Linked DNA regions of Homo sapiens: all the other regions are linked to region 2. The links are chromatin loops, found by intact Hi-C in ENCODE. Cell type or tissue: PC-9. All regions are shown on one strand. Region 1 overlaps RAI14 (retinoic acid induced 14). Region 2 has its middle 170 kb from the start of RAI14-DT. Region 3 overlaps RAI14 (retinoic acid induced 14). Region 4 holds the start of TTC23L (tetratricopeptide repeat domain 23 like).

Region 1 (5,000 bases), 250 kb after region 2:
ATTCTGATTGCCCGCTCCCCAGTGTTCTGATATAGTCTAGGAAGCTGGTATTAGCAGGGCTACCTCTGTTATCTTTTAGTAACTTCTAAAGGAGGTATATGACCCCCCTCTTTCTGAAGGTGGTAACTTTGTGGTTCGCTATCCTCAGCAGTAGGCTTTTGTCTCTAATGCTGGTGCAATAGAAGACATACCAAGGCTTTTATCTCAGCCCCTAAAGACTTTTTAGTAGAAGGAGTAGAAGGAAAAGGATTTCTATTGAATGATGTCATTAGTGATCTCAAAGATTAAAAAAATTATAAATGTATGAATTGGGGCATTAACTGGCAGGCCAGGAAGATTCCAGCAGTATTTGTGCATATCTCATTTATTCTTTCTTTTTTTTTTTTGACAGAGTCTTGCTCTGTTGCGTAGGCTGGAGTGCAGTGGCGCAATCTCGGCTCACTGCAAGCTCCGCCTCCCAGGTTCAAGCAATTCTCCTGCCTCAGCTCCCGAGTAGCTGGGATTACAGGCACATACCACCACGCCAAGCTAATTTTTGTATTTTTAGAAGAGACAGCGTTTCACCATGTTGGCCAGGCTGGTCTCGAACTCCTGACCTTATGATCCGCCTGCCTCAGCCTCCCAAAATGCTGGGATTACAGGTGTGAGCCACCACACCCAACCATCTCATTTATCCTTGAAGTCACACTATACTACACAGACATGAAGGTTGAAAGATGCTAGAGGTGGAGCTGCTTATAATGAAAACCTGGTGGCAACCTAGATGTTTAATATCGTTTAGCTTTAAAGAATGTTGATGCAGCTCTTTATTGATAGGAAGAAAGTTCAGCATATGTTACTTGGTGAGAAAACTGGGCTGTTGAGCAAAATATTTGCTATATGCATAGAAAAAATATGGACTGATAGAAAAAATGGGCAGGGTAATTCTTGAGTGATAGGACTGATAGTGGTTTCATTTTTATTTTTAAATTTTCTGTATCTTTGAAACTTGTTTACGGTGAATCTTGTTTATATATGCAAAAGTTTTGTAAAGAAATTATACTATCAAACTTAATGAAAAGCTAGAATATATACTTACACCAGGTCTTTAGCATTTTAGGTGTCCTATGTCCTTAATTACTGAAGATTTTTTTACATTTTTCATCATCTCTGAGTGTTAAAGTCTCTGTACGTAAAAGCTTTTAGTAAGTTTCACAATCTGGCTTATATTTCAACAACTGAATGCACTAAATATTACTTGGCATTTACAAATGCATGTGGTAATTTGGAAAAGTGCCTTTCTTACAACATAAATCTTCCAAGTAACTTTGAAAGTTGTTGTAGTCATCATCTTGAAAACTAGAAAATGTGAACACTCTAACTTGTATAAAGAAATTCCAAATGTTATTCATCTTATGGTCTATTTTGTAATTTGTTGGAATCATTGAAGTGCTTCAGGGAAATTAATTCGGCAGGGTTTATTTAAGTGCCTAGAGCTTGATAAATTAGAGTGGAGTTTTAGCATGCAGAGAAATGGTGCCGTCATAGGACTGCATCTTTTTGTCTGTACAATTCCAGTATCAGCCTATAAGCTCTGCGAGTTAGGAAACTTGGCTGTGGTTTTCCTGTGGTACTCATAGGACCTCACAGAGTGCAGAATACGTGATACAAGTGATCATGACAAAATAGTGAACTTTTACTCAGCAGTTAATATGTGCAAGGCACATACTATGGTTTTTATGCATTATCTCATTTAAACTTCACAGCAGGTCTCGATAGGTGGTTTTCAACCTTTTGGTAGGGGGCAGGGCTGGACTGTGCTTTGCAATGTATAAGAAAAATTCAGCTGGGCGCGGTGACTCACGCCTGTAATCCCAGCACTTTCGGAGGCCAAGGCGGGCGGATCACCTGAGGTCAGGAATTCGACACCAGGCTGGCCAACATGGCGAAGCCCCGTCTCTACTAAAACTACAAAAATTAGCTGGGCATGGTGGCGTGTGCCTGTAATCCCAGCTACTCAGGAGCTGAGGCAGGAGAATAGCTTGAACCCGGGTGGCGGAGGTTGCAGTGAGCCGAGATCGCTCCACCAGGCACTCCAGCCTGGGCAATGAGTGAGACTCCATCTCAAAATAAAAATCAAAATGGCAAGTGTTTTTTGTTTTTTTTTTAATTCCAAACTGCCCTAAATTTCCATAGTTATGGAAATGCTTTGTAAAGCCGTTCATTAAGTAGACTGATATTCAGGTTAAATTAGAGCATTTTCTTAAAAGTCTGTGTCAATTGTGGGTTAGCTTTTTTGTTTGTTTTTGACAGAGATGAGGTCTCACTGTGTTGCCCAGGCTGGTCTCAAATTCCTGAGCTCAAGGGATCCTCCTGCCTTAGCCTCCCAAAGTGCTAGGATTACAGGCATGAGCCATCATGCCCAGCCAGAATGTGGGTTTGAACAAATTGAGATAACAGTGAGAAAAAACACCAGAGTTCTTTAGGGTTACATCGACAACTTTCTTTGTAAGAATGATCTTTTCAATGTTTGCCATGTTTTACTTTGCTGTCTATAATGTGCAGAATTCCTGCTAGTGATTGAGTAATTCAGGAATCCCCAGTCCCTGGGCCACAGACTGGTATTTGTCTGTGGCCTGTTAGGAGCCAGGCTGCACAGCAGGAGGTGAGTGGTAGGCAAGCAGGCATTATCACCTGAGCTCTGCCTCCTGTCGGATGAGTGGCAACATTAAACTCTCATAGAAGAGCAAGTCCTACTGTGAACTGATCATGTGAGGGATCTAGGTTGAGTACTCCTTATCAGAATCTAATTGCTGATGATCTGAGGTGGAACAGTTTTCTCCCAAAACCATCTCCCCCGGCCCCTGGTCTATGGAAAAATTGTCTTCCATGAAACTGGTCTCTGGTGCCAAAATGGTTGGTACAGCCAGGATACTAAATAGAACAATTCAGAGGCCAGGTAAGCACACAGATACTCCTAATGTAGTGCAGGATGTGCTGAGGCTGAAGGTGCTGGCATTTATGCTGGGCTTGAAGGATTTTTGACAAGTTAAGGAAAGTAGTATTAGCGTAAAATTTTGAAGGAAGGTCTTGAGAACAGATTGGTTTTTAAAAATACTGTGGGTAATTATGGAGTTATTGGAATTACTACCTGTTACTCATTCCAAATAGATCACCACCTTTAGGAGAAAGTTCTTTAGATGTCTTGGCACGGTGGCTTACACCTGTAATCCCAGCACTCTGGGAGGCCAAGATGAGGATCGCTTGAGCTTAGGAGTTTGAGACCAGCCTGGGCAACACAGACCTCATCTCTACAAAAAAAAAAAATTTAAAAATTAGCTGGGCATGGTGGCTTGCACCTGTAGTCTCAACTACTCAGGAAACTGAGGTGGGAAGACAGCTTGAGCCTAGGAGGTTGAAGCTGCAGTGAGCTATGAGCCCACCACTGCACTCCAGCCTGGGTGACAGAGTGAGACCCTCTCTCAAAAACAAAAAACAAAACCAAAAAAAGCTTCAAAATTATCTGGATTCCTCAATCTGCTCTTTGCTGCTTCCAACACATTTTAAATTTGGCATATTTCTGATTTCAGATTGTTTTCTAGAGCAGTGTCATGGACATATTTTTTCCTGAATCTAATTGAAAGCACACATTAGAAAACCTGTCTGGTTTCTTAGAGTCATTCTGTTTTGCAGGAACAAATGTTCTCTGATTCCTCAAAGAACTTCTCTTCTTTTGGACTGCTAAAGCTTTTCTTAGGAACTGTGCCATTTCTGTCTGCTCATATTTATAGAGGGAGGGCTATGGAATTGAGGAATGAGATGGGGTCTATTAGAAGTTGTAAGATTTGTATTCAAATATTTTAGTCCAGGCCGACCACAGTGGCTCATGTCTGAACCCCAGCACTTGGGGAGGCTGAGGCAGGTGGATTGCTTGAGCTCAGGAGTTTGAGACCAGCCTGGGCAACACGGTGAGATCCCATCTCTAAAATTTAAAAAAACAAAAACAAAACCCCAAATATTTCTGTCCAAAATAAAAAAGCGGAAGGAAAAGCTGTAGTTATTGTTCTACAGTTTGCTATTTCTACACTTTGCTAATTCAGAATTCTGTCACCCAAGGAATATGTGCATTGGAGGTGACTGCCAGATGCTCTTTTCCTTGCCAGGAGCAGTGTGGAATTCATGGGAGCAGTGCCCTTTTCTTGCTGGGCACCTTGGCACTGGCTGCGCACACCTGTACTCTTGGCCTCCCTTGTTTGCTTGGTGTGCTGTTGGTGTGGTGCCTTTTGTGGTGACACCAAGTGGGAATCAGGTAGACTTGACATACCCTCACCATCACCCTTTATTCCTCTGAATTAGGAACTGTGAATGGGATTTTGTTGGGATCTCTTCCAGACATTTTCCTGGCAGACAAGAAGGCAGCTTGTTGACATCACTGGTCCAATTGGCCTTCCTTCAAATTTGTCCCCTCTGACTTAACACTCTAAGAGATATCCTGAAATTTCTAGCTTGAGGATACCATCTTACCACAGTTTCCTATGCAGATACAAGTTTTCCCTTAATTGTATATTCTGCAGTTTATTTTGATGGGACATCGATACATTGCTCAAGATATGGATGAATTTTCCCCTAAGTTCAAACCTCCTTAGTAGCTTAAAAATCAGTTATTCTCTGGATAAGTATGGTGGCAGCTGAAGCTTCTGGGCTTGTATACAGCCTGCGGTATATCTCATCTGTGCTGTAGACAGTCTGTAAATCTGGGTTTGGCCATGAAAGTATATTGTGAATATGAACATCAGCTAATTCTAGAGAAAAAGAAGCGCTATTCAAAATAACGGAGTGGAATTTCCCATGGGTCTTTGAATAATAACCATACCAGCTAACACTTACTGAATGTTTACCCTGTGCCAGACATGGTTTTCAATATTTTATAAATATTTGATTCATTTAATTCTCACAACAACCCTCTGATAGAGGCTACTCTTATTATCTCGTGTCTTGCAGTTGAGGCACACAGGGGCAAC
Region 2 (5,000 bases):
CCTTTAAGATGCTACAGGTTAATTCAAAAAGACATTTAATGTTACATGAAGGCTGTTTGCTAACATTTTTCATGCCCCCAAACAAAAGGAAATTCACATTAGAGAACTGAATTCATTTGCCAACAAGAGGTCTCATCCAAAACTAAACTATATTTAATAACAACAACAAACATTAGGACAATTTGCAATTTAGAAAGAACTAAAACTTAGGTTCAAGTTCTGGGGTTTGCTAGTAATCCATCCTGAGAGGTCAAGGGAGTTCATCATGGCTCTTTGACTTAGTTTCCTCTTCTGCAAAATGAGGAGTTTGAAAGGGGTGGCTTTATAATTATTTGTTAGCAACACCCAATTTTTCCCCAGAACTTTAATATTAAAAAGCAGATGTAAATATAAAATATATGTTTATATATATAAACAACCTCAAATACATATTGGATTATAAAATAATGAAACAAGGCTGTTTGTGTATCTTATTTTAGTTGTCATGTATCACAAAATATCCTGATTGATCCAAAAGGGTGTTTGCAAAGCCTTCCTTCCTCTCTCTCTCTCTTTCTATTTTTTCAGTGATTGCCTTGCCAAATAAGGGCACTCATTAACTAGAGCAGAACAGGTTTGAATCTGAGGTCATCAAAACCAAAATGAATCCAAAAAAAACCTAGCTAATCAGGCAGCATATAGTAATGCATTTGGGTGTGTCAGTAAATTTGAATATGCATTTTAATAGCACTTTTTATCACAGGCTAAAATGTATTTTTAATGACATTGGAATAAAACATTTGAACAGCCATCCAAGCCCCTCTGTGGAGCCCTGGTGTTCACAGAGCACTCTTTGAAATCCACTGGGCTGCATGTTGTCTAAGGCAGGGGTCTCCAACCCCTGGGCCATGAACCAGTACTGGTCCCTTCCCTATTAAGAATCAGCAGCACAGCAGGAGGTGAACGGCGGGCAGCTGACATTACTCCCTGAGCTCTGCCTCCTGTCAGATCAGTGGAGGCATCAGATTCTGATAGAAGCACAAACTCTATTGTGAGCTGTGCACGTGAGGGATCTAGGCTGTGCACTCCTTATGAGAATCTAATGCCTGATGATTTGTCACTGTCTCCCATCATCCCCAGAGAGGACCATCTAGTTGCAGGAAAACAAGCTCAGCTCCCACTGATTCTAAATGTAATGTGCCTGAATCATCCTGAAACCATCACTCCTCCCCAACCTCTCCAACCTCCCCAACCGCAACCCCTTCCAAATTGTCTTCCACAAAACTGGTCCCTAGTGCCAAAAAGGCTGGGGGCTGCTGTTCTAAGGTGTCTTGTGGTCTGACTGTCTGTGATCACTGCCTTTTCCCTGCAACCTCACCTCCCACCCCCACCCCTTCATTCACTCTAGAAATATTTATTGAGTCCTCCTGTGAATCAGGCGCAGTTTAGGCCCTTGAGACACTTCAGTGAAGCTACCCAAATATGTACACAAGCCCTGCACAGGAACTTTTATTTTTTATTTATTTATTTTGTTTTGTTTTGTTTTTTGAGATGGAGTTTCACTCTTGTCACCCAGGCTAGAGTGCAGTGGGGCATTCCTGGCTCACTGCATTCAACCTCTCAGGTTGAAGTGATTCTCCTTCCTCAGCCTCCCACGTAGCTGGGATTACAGGCACCTGCCACCATACCTGGGTAATGTTTTTGTGTGTGTTTTTAGTAGAGATGGGGTTTCACCATGTTGGCCAGGCTGGTCTCAAATTCCTGACCTCAGGTGATCCACCTGCCTCGGCCTCCCAAAGTGCTGGGATTACAGGCATGAGCCACTGCACCTGGCCACCCTGCACAGGAACTTTACCCTTGCAGCTGTTTTCGTTTACAGCTTTGAAAACAATTCTAGTTGATACTGTATCAGATACAGCCCAATTCTTTCCTGAGTGACTGGGTTTCCCACTCAGTTACCAGTTCCTGGACATTAACAGAAGATGGCAGACAATTCATCAACTGGCTGACAGGCAGCTGCTCAAGACAAGAGGTCTGTTTGTACACTTTCCTCTCTCATATGTTAGCTAAACTGAAAGAACAACTAAGCAAGCAAGGTTGCCTAGCCAAGCAAGATCCTCACCAGATCCAAACACTTCTTTGAGTTTTGGGAAGGCTTATGGGTTAAATTAAGCCATTAACATTTGGTCCATCTTGTGTCTGTATTTTGTATTTCTTCAAGATGCTTTAAATAAGGTTGTAGATTTTTAGAAAATATGGTTCCTTTTTCAGAAAAACTCGGGATCCTTCCAAAATGCTCTCAAAGCCTGACCAACTGGTGGGTAGCCTTTGTAAACCTGGAGAATAATGGATTGTTGGAGAAGCCTGTTTTATTAAGTCTCTTTCCCTTTGGAAGCAAACCTCAGAAGCCCCATCCAACTAATGGTGGGATATTTAATTATTCCAGATTCTTCCAGAATGTCACTGGGGACTCAGATTATGTCATTTGGGTTCTGTGATGCGACTTTTAACGGGGTTGTCTCCCAAGAACAGGAGTAAATACTCAGAATAAAAAGCTCGAGAATCCGTGCCCAGTAGGTGGCGCTGCTCTTCCTTCTGTTGGGATTCGATTCAGACCCGCTGGGAACAAAATCATCTGTTAGAAAGAGTATGCAGGAGGTTGGAGTAGGCAAACGTATCGGAGGCAGAAAGGCAAACAATTTTGTCAGCTCTCCTGACATACAGAAGATAATCAAAGCAGGCAAAGCAAACCACCCCAAAATTCACAGACTATTTGGCTTATATCTTTAAAGTATAAAAACATCCTGTACTGAATTTAATTTAATCAACAATGATAGAATGTTTAGAACGATGTAATCAACTGCTTGCTATTTTCCTGAAGTCTCCAAAGAGAGTGACTTCCAAGAGTACAGATGTTCCTTGACTTATGCGGCTACGTCTTGTAAACCCATCGTGAGCCGAAATTATCATAAGTAGAGAATGCATTTAATACTCCTAACCTACTGAACACCATAGCTTAGCCTAGCCTACCACAAACGTGCTGAGAACACTTCCATTAGCCTACAGTTGGGTGAAATCATGTAACACCTAAGCCTATTTTATCATGAAGTGTTGAATATCTCGTGTAATTTATTGAACACAGTACACTGTAGAGCACAGTATCAGTTGTCTGTCCTCATGACTTTGTTGCTGACTGGAGCTGCTGCTCACTACCCCTGCCTGGCATCATGAGAGAGCATTGTACTATATTATCACCAGCCCTGGAAAAGATCAAAGTTCAAATTCTGAAGTATAGTTTCTACTGAACACATATTTTTTCTGCACCATCGTAAATCTTAGGTCAAACCATGGTCAGTTGTGGACCTTCTGTATATGTCTTTGACCTCATTGCCCCAGGGGCACCCAAATCCCAGGAATGGCCTTCCAAGGGTACCTTAAATAAAAGTTAAAGGGATGAACAAGGGTGGTTGCCCAGACCAGAGGAGCGCTCTGAAAGCAGTAACATTTAATGCTCGAATGCCTCTACAAGAGTCGTCATGAGGTTGCACAAAAACATGTGGACATTTGCACTGAGAACGCTCTCTTTCCCAAGGCAACTCCGATCTTTGAGGAAATCCAATGGACCCTGCACCTTTCTAGTTCTGCCATTTGAGGCCTTGTGAAACAAGCCTGACTCGGCTTCTCGGTGACCAGTCCTTCAAATATTTGCCCACAGCTCTTATGTTTCCCTCTAAGTCTTTTCTCCTCCAAAATAAACACCATGGTTGTTTCAACATTTCCGTAGTGTACTAGCACAGTTCTATTAATACTTCAGTTGCAAGTTACAGAAACAGGCTCTGGTGAGCTTTACCTGAGATGTCTCATAGAATCAAAAGAGGAATTAAACATCTCCAACCTGAGAAGGAAGTTGCTGGGATTCAGAGCAGGAGTCAGCGTCCTCCTACTGCAGTCCTGCCATTCACGTAACTCATTGGTGACTTTCATGTCAATTTCAACTTCCTATTGAGATTCTGAAGACCTACCTGGGATTAGCCAACCCTGGGCAGGGGCCTGCGTCACATAACATAGACATGGCTACCAAGTCTCAATACAGAAAAGTGAGATCACATAGGTTATTTCTTGTTATTCTGATCTCTCCTCTGAGCAGGGGCTATTTATTAGTGTTTCCTTTACTGTGTGGGGCCAAGTACTGAGGGTGACTCTGACCACGCAGAGCAGAGCAGGACCATCATCCTCCTGTTCTGGACTCTATACTTTTATTATTACGGCCAAAGATAGTGAGCATTTTTTTTTTTTTTTTTTGATTCACATGACTCCTCTTGCCTGTTGTTATGTCACATCTCTTTCATCTTGTACTTCACTCGTTTGGTCTGGTGACTCTAAATGCCAGACCATATCCCTAAGAATTGTCATTGGAAACATCTGAGATGCTGTTCCAGCCTGCCAAAAGCTTTTGGATCTTCATTTTATCACCCATCATAGGATAAATGTATGCCAATACTACTTTTGTCTATTTATTTAGCAAAGTTTCATTGTATTTTGTTTTGTAAGAAACTGAGTTTAGCAGGAGAGATAATAGAGTCACTGAGCTACGCAGAGAAATCATAGAAAATGTGTAAGCGATCTAGTCATTCTACTTCTAGGAATTTATCATCAGAAATTGTCGGGGACATAAGCAGGTTTGAATGCTTACATTTTTGCCTCATTATTATTTATAACAAAAAAAATGAAGCCCATTTACTGCCAAACAGTAAGGGAATGTTTACATAAATTTTGATATATTAATTTAATAAAATATATTGCCACCAATAAAAATGTTGTTGACACATACATCCTCAAGACATCAGAAAATATTATAAAATACATATGCAATTTATTTAAGTTTAGAAGAAACTAAAACAAAAATCAATAATGTTTTGATTTTTGTCTTTTTATTTTTTTATTTGCCCCACCTTGGAGAAACTAATGCCTTTTTATTTTTAATAAAACATAAACTGAAGCAAATATACCAAAATGTTATC
Region 3 (5,000 bases), 330 kb after region 2:
ACTAAAAATACAAAAACTAGGCCGGGGTTGGTGGCTCACGCCTGTAATCCCAGCACTTTGGGAGGCTGAGGCAGGTGGATCACGAGGTCAAGAGATCGAGACCATCCTGGCCAACATGGTGAAACTCCGTCTCTACTAAAAGTACAAAAATTAGCTGGGCATGATGGTGCGCACCTTTAATCCCAGCTACTTAGGCGGCTGAGGCAGGAGAATCACTTACACCCAAGAGGCAGAGATTGCAGTGAGCCGAGATCGCGCCACTGCACTCTAGCTTGGCAACAGGGCGAGACTCCGTCTCAAAAAAAAAAAAAGAAAAGAAAAAAATACAAAAATTAGTTGGGCCTGGTGGCAGGCACCTGTAGTCCCAGCTACTCAGGAGGCTGAGGCAGGAGAATTACTTGAACCCAGGAGGCAGAGGTTGCAGTGAGCCAAGATCGGGCCACTGCACTCCAGCATGGGCGACAGAGCGAGTGTCTTGTGGTGGGGAGCAGGGACAAAGTTTACTTATATGGAATCTAAAAAAGTTGAACCCATAGAAGCAGAGAGTAGAATGATAATTGGGGGAGTGGTGGGAGGTATTGGGGAGATGTTGGCTAGACGGTACAACATTTCATCCAGATAAAAGGAATAAGTTCAAGAGATCCATGGTACAACATGGTGACTATAGTTAATAACAATGCATTGGATTCTGAAAATCACTCAGGGAGCAGATTTTAAGTGTTTTCATCACAAAAAATGATAAGTGTGTGAGATTAATTAGCTCCATGGCCTTTTCACATTATGTACGTATTTGCAGACATCATGATGTACATGGTAAATACATACAACTTTTATTTGTCAACTAAAAAATAAATTAATTTTTTCAAAAATAAGGTGTGGAAGTTACCAGCTTCTACCTGTTATTCTCCTCATTCTTTCCTGAATGCAGAATATTGAGGAAATGCCAAAAATTATATTTCAGGAACTTCTCTATTTATAATGAAATATTCTAGATTGGATCCTGGGACAGAAAAAGGCCATTATTCGAAAAACTGGCGCAATTTGAATAAAGTTGTAATTTAGATAGTAGTAATTTACCAATTGACAAATGTATAATGGCTACATCTGTTGTAAACATTAGAAGAAATAAGTGAAGGTTTCTATCTTGCAACTTTTTTATAAATCTTAAATTGCTCCAAATACAAAGTGCTAAAGTTTTTTTAAAAAGAGACAAAGATAAGAACTTACTAGATAAGCAGTCTTCTTACCCAATTAAGTTTATATTAATTCCAATCAAAGAGACAGAAACTTGTGTTATTCTCTGTTGTCTTACTGAGAATTGTATAGTTAATTTTTTTCCTGACTATAAAAGTAATATGTATTTATTTTACAAATGTTAGAAAATCCATTAGGTTTTATCCACCTGGTTCTGTAGATTTGTGGTTGCAAAACATTTTAAGGAAGTGGGAGGATATTTCCATTTAATATCTGTTTAATATACTGAGAAATTGTACTCAAGGGGGAAATAAAATTTATAATTGTTAACATGAAATTTCGATATTTTATATTTACTTACTTTCCCTTATTTAGAATTATTAAAGATGTTTTTTTTTAACTTGGATACACATTAATCTGAAACAGATTCTATCAACCTATCATTTCCCTCACTTTAGACTTTACTAATAAACTCTTCAGATGAATTTCTATGTAAGACAAGGCAACTATACTCTTATAGTTAGTACGATAATATCTTCTGATATGACTGTGCCTCAAAGAAGCAGTGCAATCCGAAGAATATCACAAATTATGATTTTTCAGAGGTAGAGTATAAGACTGTCATTTCTGAAAAAACAACAACAAAAAAAAACAAGATAAAAAGTGACATTTATTCCTACGTTAGCTTAGGGAGGAGACAAAAGTGATATCTAGGCCAGGCTCGGTGGCTCACAGCTCATGCCTGTAATCCCAGCACTTCGGGAGGCCAAAGCGGGTGGATCATGAGGTCAGGAGATCGAGACCGTCCTGGCTAACACAGTGAAACCCCGTCTCTACTAAAAATACAAAAAATTAGTCAGGTGTGGTGGCGGGCACCTGTAGTCCCAGCTACTGGGAAGGCTGAGGCAGGAGAATCGCTTGAACCTGGGAGGCAGAGGTTGCAGTGAACCAACATTGTGCCACTGCACTCCAGTCTGGGCGACAGACACTCCATCTCAAAAAAAAAAAAAAAAAGAAAAAGTGATATCTATTTAAAATGGCTAAAGTTTAAAAAGACTGATACTACCAAGTGAGGATTGAGGATGTTGCAGAACTAGAACTCCATTTCCTGCTGGTGGGAATCTAAAATGGTATAACTATTACCAGTTTGGAAAGCTGGAAGTTTCATTAAAGTTAAATATAAACCTAATATATGATCCAGCCATCCACTCATAGGTGTTTACCAAAATAAATGAAATTGTATGTTTAGACACAATCTTGTATGCAAATGTTTGTAGCAGCTTCATTCACAACCTCCCCAAATTGGAAGCAAACCAAATGTCCATGAACAAGTGAATAAAGATAATGAGATATACCCATATAATGAAATATTATCTGCCAATAAAGAGGAATGAACTGTAGTGCAAGTAACAACATAGTTGAATCTGAAAAGTCATCATGCTGAGAGAAGCCAGCCACCAAAAAATTCATATGGGATGACATTCCATTTATAGGAATTCTAAGAAATGTGAAAAAAAGAGTTGTGGTTGCCTAGGAATGATGCGGGCAAGGACTGGTTGTAATGAAGCATGAAGAAGCTTTTAGGCATAATGAACAGATTCTCTATCTTGACTATAGTGTTGGTTCCATAGGTATACATCTGTCAAAAACTCTTCAAATTGTAAACTTGGCTGGATGCAGTTTATTATACGTTATATAGTGGAAAATATAAAAACAAGTAAATTTGTTATAAAAGTGAAAGGACTGCTTTTTGTAAAGATAAGCACTTAACTAAAAATAAGCTACTTTATTATTTAGCATTTGGGCTTTTACAAAGGTATCTCTGCTGAAAAATTCTCTTATCATTGACTGGCTCATTCGGATGCCACATTGTAATTTTTAGCAAGTCACTGTAATGTTTTGAAATGAGATTGTGGCTTTGAAGTTCCAAGAATTTTTATGGTATATTAACAGATATTCAGGGACAAAGCATTAGAGAAAATCTTTAGGGAATCTATTGCCAATCTGAGACCATATGATATTTATTACCATTTCCCTTAGAAAAGTTAATAGTAACTTTAATAGCAGATAACTTATAAAATGATAAAGCTAAAAAATCTGCTTTAAAATATTTCAATCAATGTATAATGCAGACATATAGAACTTCTCTTTGACTTCATTACGAAAGCACTATTTGCTGTCTCAGTTTTTAGTACATAACTCACTAAATTAGCAATTACATAAAATTATTGTGATCTTAAATATATTTGCATTGTACTCACTAAATGAAACTTCTGAAAAATATTTAGAGAATATGCCCTCTGGAACTTCTAATGTTTTAGAAATTAAACTTAGTAGATAATTGTCACTTTTACTCATTTATAGCTTAAAATATCTTCTTTCTTCGAGATTTTCTAGCTGCTTTTCTAGTAGGATCATACCAGATCTGCTCTGCGTAAGCTCAAGGAGGAAAGTCTGCTTGATTCTTTTGTGTAATGTTACATTTAGAAATGTTCTTTAAGTCATTTTTGTGTTTCAATAGGCTGAGATCAGTTCTATACGAGAAAACAAAGACAGACTAAGTGACAGTACTACAGGTAAGACAAGGAAGCATCTGTTTTTTTTTTTCCTTCAACCAAACTATTTCATGTCCATTTAAAGAGAGCAAAGGCCAAGCTGGGGTACTGTGTAAAAATGTCACAAGCCAGCATGTCCACACAGAGCTGCCAGTAATGCACAAGCTGAAGCGCTCTGTACTTCAGGGTGCCTTCTTCACCTGCATTTTAAAGAGTCTCTGAATTTGAATTTTGAAAAATACATCTTTATTTTCATTTGTCCCAAACTACATGTTAGCAGTTCGTTCAATTATGAGTACAGGCAATAAGCCTCAGTGGTATTAGCAGACCAGTGATTTTGTCACCAAGAGAATTCCTATCACCTTACTGTTATTGCAGATATCTTGAAATATTTACAATATTGCTACTAAAAATTATGGCAGTTATTAGACCTGCTGCCAGATCTTGTTATTGTTACCAAATAAGCTCTTAAGTTACTGTAGCCTATATATTTTATCTTACCCATTTAAAAATATCATGTTCAGATGAGGTCCATAGGCTTCTGCTGTCTGCTAAACGCGTTCTTTGCAGCTGAGCAGCACATTATTTCATGAAGGGAGAACCCACCATGCCACCTCCATGACTGTCCCCATCTAACTTTTCTACTTTGGATTTCAAGTAGACACACGCAAAGACAAGAATGTTCATGAAGTCATATGTAATCATATTGTCTTTATGATCATAGGGTTTAATTCATTGTGTCTCTTATAAAAGAGTGCCTCCTAAGAATTTACCCTTTAAGAATGTAATATAGTACCTTCAGAATCCATTTAAAATGTAGAAGAGACAATTTCAAAGGTCCACTTTTGCTCCAGCATTCAGTGTCTTAATCTGTTGTGTATTTCATAGGTGTTTGGAGCCTTTAATTTGCAGAACTTAGAAATATTTTTTATTTATGTATTTATTGATTTATTTTAGAGATGGGGTCTTACTGTATTGCCCAGACTGGTCTCAAACTCCTGAGCTCAAGCGATCCTCCCACCTTGGCCCCCCATAGTGCTGGGATTATAGGCATGAGCCACCACACCCGGCCCTAGAAACATTAAACTTTCTAATTTCTGGCAGAGATCAATGTTAATATAACTAAACAAATGTTACATTGGGTACTTTAAAAACCATTCACTGTATCTTAGAAGTAATTTTTATTTCTTAGAATTGCATTTAGGCTCCCAGTTCCCTAGTTCATTCCACACTCACCAGACTTCATGTCAA
Region 4 (5,000 bases), 350 kb after region 2:
CTTTTGCTTTCCTACTGCTTAGAACATTATCTGGCACATAGTAGGTATTCCACAAATATTTTTGTCTGGGTGGATGGATAGATGTATGGAGATTGGAGAAACTTGCAAATAAACAGAAGTGCCAGTACAATGTGAGAGTCATGATGAGATTGTGGACAGGGTACTGCGAGGGCTCAGAAGCAAGGCATCTAACCCTCTCTTGAGAGGCCATAAAAATGTGTTCCAAGCGAAAGTTTATTTGGATTTCCTTGCCTTAAATTTCACAGTTCCTGGGATAAGAATAGCTTGGAGATAATCACATTTGATTTGGGGTTGTTAGAGCCTAGAAAAACCCCCCATACTGCTTCCTCTATGCAATTTCTGCAATAGCAATGCTTGCCACCTCTACCTCCGGATCAGGGGAGGGAATGTGAATACACACGGTGGAAACGCACTATCCACTTAGATTAGTGGGATGCCATTCTAGAGTTAGTGAACAAACCTAAAAGTGTATATACTACAACTAAAGCTTACATTTGGGGGACAGGGTTAACATGACAAGGAAAGAAATACCAAAAAACTTCAAGAGTCCTCAAAGTTCTGGCTGGACGGTGGCTCACACCTGTAATCCCGGCACTTTGGGAGGCTGAGGCAGGCAGATCACCTGAGGTCAGGAGTTCGAGACTAGCCTGGCCAACACAGTGAAACCCTGTCTCTACTAAAAATACAAAAACTAGACAGACAGTAGTGGCACACATCTGTAATCCCAGCTACTCGGGAGGCTGAGGCAGCAGAATTGCTTGAACCCGGGAGGCGGAGGTTGCACTGAGCCAAGATCACACCACTGCACTCCAACCTGGGCCACAGAGTGAGACTCTGTCTCAAAAAAAGAAAAAAAATAGTCGCCAAAGTTATTTTATTTTGATTTATAATTTTTACAGATGCAGGCAACATGCTTCCGGTCAGAGCTAATGAAATGGAGGCCGAATTAGAGCGTTGGCTTTAGGAATGGGAATTCAGTGCCTGTTCTGGTTCTTCTCTCCACAATTATCAGCAAAAGCAAAGGTTTAGAAAAGAGACATTACCTTTAATATACTTAGAAACAATCTCACAGCCATTTCCTAGAATGAAAGAACATTAAAACCTTTCAATTTGATGACCAACTTAACAAGGGGTAAAAGAAATAAATGTTGGAGAACAGGAAACAGGTTCTTCCTTTTTACTCCCATACATGTTAAATACTGTTCATAGAGTCACAAAAATCGTTTACCCCTTACAGAAACCTGGAACCAGAAGGCGCTTCAGAAAGCAAGTGGTACAAAAACTTTCACCGTATAGGCAAGAAAATTGGGACCCACTGGCCGTGACTCGGCCCAGGCTACAGAGTCAAAACCAGAACCTTGACATTCTGAAATCAGGTTCATTGCTGTCATCATTGTTCCATGCTGAGAGTTTTCTTAGGAAAAAGAATAAAGTGGGGGAATCTTTCCAAAATTGTGACTATGGAGCTCGAAAGTACAGATTTAAATCTTGAGTTAACAGACCATACAGGTTTTACTTAAGAGATATTCAAGCAAACTCATTTAAATAACTCCTCCAACCTAACTCCAAAAAGGCTTTCTTGGCAGTCTTGGATCAATGGCAATTAAACTTCCAGCCTAGAGCTGGAAATAACAAACACCAAACGTAAACACCATCTTTCACATTCTCAATGTTCTCCTTGTCTCTCTACCTAGTCTGCTCTTTTCTGAAAACAACTGGGACACATTCACTCCAACTTGACTTGCCATAGGCCTAGTCTATGATAGGGTTCATAATAACATCCTTCAACATAGCGTTGCAAGAGCTGGCGCTGTTTCTTTGGGTATGGCCACAATTGCCTCTGCACCTTGTGTGTATTACACACACTGTATTCCATGCCAACGAAAGGGTAAGATATGGCTGCATTATTTAGGGCTAAGTGCTAAATAAATAATGAACAGCTAACCATTAGCAGATCTAGTAGTCGATTTCTTACCCTACTCTCTTCCTGCAATCAGCTTTCCTAACCATGCCTAGCTCCAATCTTACTGGGTAACACAGACGGTGCCAGCACAGTCAACAGCCATATCTAAGCCTTTCCTCTGGGGTCCATAAAAACAAAACTCCCGAGGAGCTGTGGGGGTGCACCGTGGCCAGGATCGTCGCCGAATACAGCCCGCACACGTCGCAGCTTTAAATAAGTAGGGCCGTGGGGCCCGGCGCTCCCTTCCATCCTTGGACGGAATGTATCTTCTCTTCCTACGCCTTCACCTCCGAGGGGTAAGGTCTCGTGAGATACAATATGCAGAGGCCAGTTTTGGGGCGAGCCGGAGGCCGGGCGCGTCTAACCTGCGGGGAAGGGAAAGCGGAGGGTAAGGCAAGGGCTGCTGTAGGCGCCAGACAACAGGGACTCTCCGAACCGGAAGTGCCCCGCGTCGCCATGGCTACAGGCGCTCCCAGCAGAACCCGTAGCGTTCCGTTCCCATGGCAACGGTATTGTCTCCTTGGCCGGACCTGGGCTGCGGAAGGTAACTGGGGACGTCGCAGGCTGTGCAGCTTTCGCGAGGCACCGCTTTGGCGCCCGGACCGAGGTGCGCCAGGGTCAGGAGGCCGACGCAGCGGGAGGAAGCCGCGCCGTCGGGCTCAGGGAGCTGGGAGGCTGGTTCCGGGGCGTGGTTTCTCCGCCTTGAGCCAGGTGCCCTTTGCGCACTCGCGCGTTCTCTTAGAGCCTCCGCGGCAGAGAGGCTCTCAGAGCTCGACCTGCGGCGTCAGGGCTTACAGACTTGCCGCAGAACCACAGCGGGAAAAGAGGAGCGATTCGTCCTTGAGGGGCTCAGGGCCGTGCGGAACGTCATAGGAACAGAGTCCGGGAGTTTGAGAGATCAGAACTCTTTGCTGTGGGCATAGTGTTTAAAGTGGAGGTTAAAAAGAGAAATTAGTGACTCTCCCTTTCTGATTTTCGGATAATGGATGCTCTGGAGCCTGGGTCAGAAAGCCACTCAGGGCTCGGTGGGAATTAGTGATTCTGGAGGGTGAAAGGAGAGGCGACTTGGTGGATGTTAACATTCAATAAGTAACTGCGTTCGATTTGGGTTTGATTTAAGCGACTGGCATAGCCTTCCTTGAGAGTTGAATTTCACAAATACTGTATTTAGAAATCACATTTTTCGTTTTGTGCTTCCGAGGTTTCTCCTATCATCTAACAGCAACAACTAAAACAGACACATGAATTTCATTTTATTGTTTTATTTTATTTTGAGACGGAGTCTCGCTCTGTCGCCCAGGCTGGAGTGCAGTGGCGCGATCTCCGCCTCCCGGGTTCAAGCGATTCTCCTGCCTCAGCCTCCCGAGTAGCTGGAACTACAGGCGTGCACCACCACAGCCGACTATATTTTGTATTTTTAGTAGAGACGGGGTTTCACCCTGTTGGCCAGGCTGGTCTCGAACTCCTGAACTCGGGTGATCCACCCGCCTCGGCTTCCCACAGTGCTGGGATTACAGGCGTGAGCCTCTGTACCCGCCTCGTGACCCCTGTACTAGAATCTGCTATTAATTAGTGAAATGACCCCGGGGGGGGGGGGGAAAGCAGAATTAACCAATACACTGGCTGTGCTTCGTTTACCACTGAGAGTTGGTTGCTTTGCTTAAATCCAACACGCCGTCAGACCTGCAAAAACAATATCTGAGTTAAGTAGGTGACCATAGTTTTGATGACCCAGGAACTGTAAATGTGCTTGCTTTGAGACATAAAGGCCAGGGATTTTGGAGAAGTAGGGTGGAGTTGAAATTAGGGGAAAGAAATTTAACTTAGACATTTAATTTGGCAAATGTCTGTTTTCCAGCGGTCTCCATATCTAAGTATGCGTAGTCTGTGGATTTAGGATGGGTTATATATTTGAGCAGTTTTAGTTTAATGTTAATAGCAAACCAGAGGGGGAAAATAGAACAGACACCCAGCCTTTTCTCTCAAAGCTGACCTTACCTGATTCTTGGTAGGAAGAAGATGCAAGCCAGCCCCATCCGTATCCCAACTGTTAGCAATGACATCGACTGGGATTTCTGCTTCCATATGTAAGTATCACAGCATTTTGACATCACAGGTACTTACTGGGCTGAAACACTGGGACCTCCTGCTTAAGGCAAACCTGGGTGAGGAGCTTTGCATGAGAAGCGTTCACGACCAGCCTGACCAACATGGTGAAACCCCGTCTCTACTAAAAATACAAAAATTAGCTGCGCGGTAGTGGCACGCGACTGTAATCCCAGCTACTCGGGAGGCTGAGGCAGGAGAATAGCTGAACCCGGAGGCAGAGGTTGTGGTGGGCTGAGATTCCATCACTGCACTCCAGTCTGGGCAATAGAGACCCTGTCTCAAAAAAAAATAAAATAAAATAAAAAAGAAGGTTGTGTTTCTGATGTGCTTTAATAATGATTCTGCTATAATATCTGTTTGTATTTACAACCTATGCATGATAGAAGATTGCTTTTTCCCGACTTAAGGAAATTTTAAAAGTTTTTAAAATAAAAATAGGTTAGTTATAACAAGATTGGCAAAATTGTAGAGAGTTAGCTATAACAAAGTTAATGAGAAAATTTTTATGAAATAGAGTAAATAAAACTTTCGTATCGTCTAATACTTATTGAGCACATACTATGTGCCAGGCTCTGTTCTAAGTACCTTAAACGTCTTAGCTGATTTAATCCCCCCAAGCCCTGTGAAGGAGTTACTGTTATTGGTACATTTTATAGATGAGTATGAATCAAAGAGATGTTAGGGAGTTTGCCCAAAGTTGCAAAGCTAGTAAATGGTATTTAAACTGGGCATTCTGACTCTAGAATCCATTCTTGTTTTGTTTTGTTTCGTTTTTAGAGACAGCCTTGCTCTGTCACCCAGGCTGGAGTGCAGTGGTGCAATCACGGCTCACTGCAGCCTTGGCCTCTTAGGCTCAAGAGATCCTCCCACCTCAGCCTCCTGAGTAGCTGGGACTACAGGCACACAC

Evidence for each region. Hi-C counts contacts between places; a loop is a spot of excess contacts. Peaks named below come from ENCODE experiments on the same cell type or tissue, not always from the same donor. Only the 100,000 strongest peaks of a DNase experiment are listed, where the experiment ranks them.
Region 1: a loop joins it to region 2, with 6 times the contacts of the local background. A loop is called at or near these places in 2 of 110 quality-filtered maps.
Region 3: it touches region 2 in a loop (2.5-fold over the local background); 2 of 110 quality-filtered maps call a loop at or near these places.
Region 4: it touches region 2 in a loop (7-fold over the local background); 10 of 110 quality-filtered maps call a loop at or near these places.

The regions. Positions count from the first base shown.
Region 1 is chr5:34,734,296-34,739,295 of GRCh38, forward strand. The region is part of intron 2 of RAI14 (retinoic acid induced 14); the gene reads left to right. Among named protein-coding and RNA genes, the nearest start is that of RAI14, 80 kb to the left of the region's middle. RefSeq lists enhancers at 1,406-1,906, 1,907-2,407, 2,414-2,953. In PC-9, no CTCF peak of the experiment used is centred here; DNase peaks (open chromatin) are centred at 1,830 and 2,586; H3K27ac peaks cover 2,097 bases.
Region 2 is chr5:34,483,806-34,488,805 of GRCh38, forward strand. No RefSeq gene overlaps it. Among named protein-coding and RNA genes, the nearest start is that of RAI14-DT, 170 kb to the right of the region's middle. RefSeq lists enhancers at 1-169, 2,481-2,640. In PC-9, CTCF peaks have their summits at 2,549 (motif pointing right) and 2,748; DNase peaks (open chromatin) are centred at 2,576 and 3,736; H3K4me3 peaks cover 792 bases; H3K27ac peaks cover 2,377 bases.
Region 3 is chr5:34,815,082-34,820,081 of GRCh38, forward strand. RAI14 (retinoic acid induced 14) reads left to right here. Exons shown (of 18, transcript NM_015577.3): 13 at 3,716-3,770. Among named protein-coding and RNA genes, the nearest start is that of TTC23L, 22 kb to the right of the region's middle. RefSeq lists a silencer at 2,569-2,769. In PC-9, no CTCF peak of the experiment used is centred here; no DNase peak of the experiment used is centred here; H3K27ac peaks cover 980 bases.
Region 4 is chr5:34,836,669-34,841,668 of GRCh38, forward strand. It overlaps TTC23L (tetratricopeptide repeat domain 23 like), which reads left to right and starts at 2,496. Exons shown (of 11, transcript NM_144725.4): 1 at 2,496-2,591; 2 at 3,997-4,071. The coding sequence starts at 4,004. It overlaps TTC23L-AS1 (TTC23L antisense RNA 1), which reads right to left and starts at 2,664. Exons shown (of 2, transcript NR_183259.1): 1 at 2,515-2,664; 2 at 879-2,349. RefSeq lists an enhancer at 2,786-2,895. In PC-9, no CTCF peak of the experiment used is centred here; a DNase peak (open chromatin) is centred at 2,613; H3K4me3 peaks cover 1,973 bases; H3K27ac peaks cover 508 bases.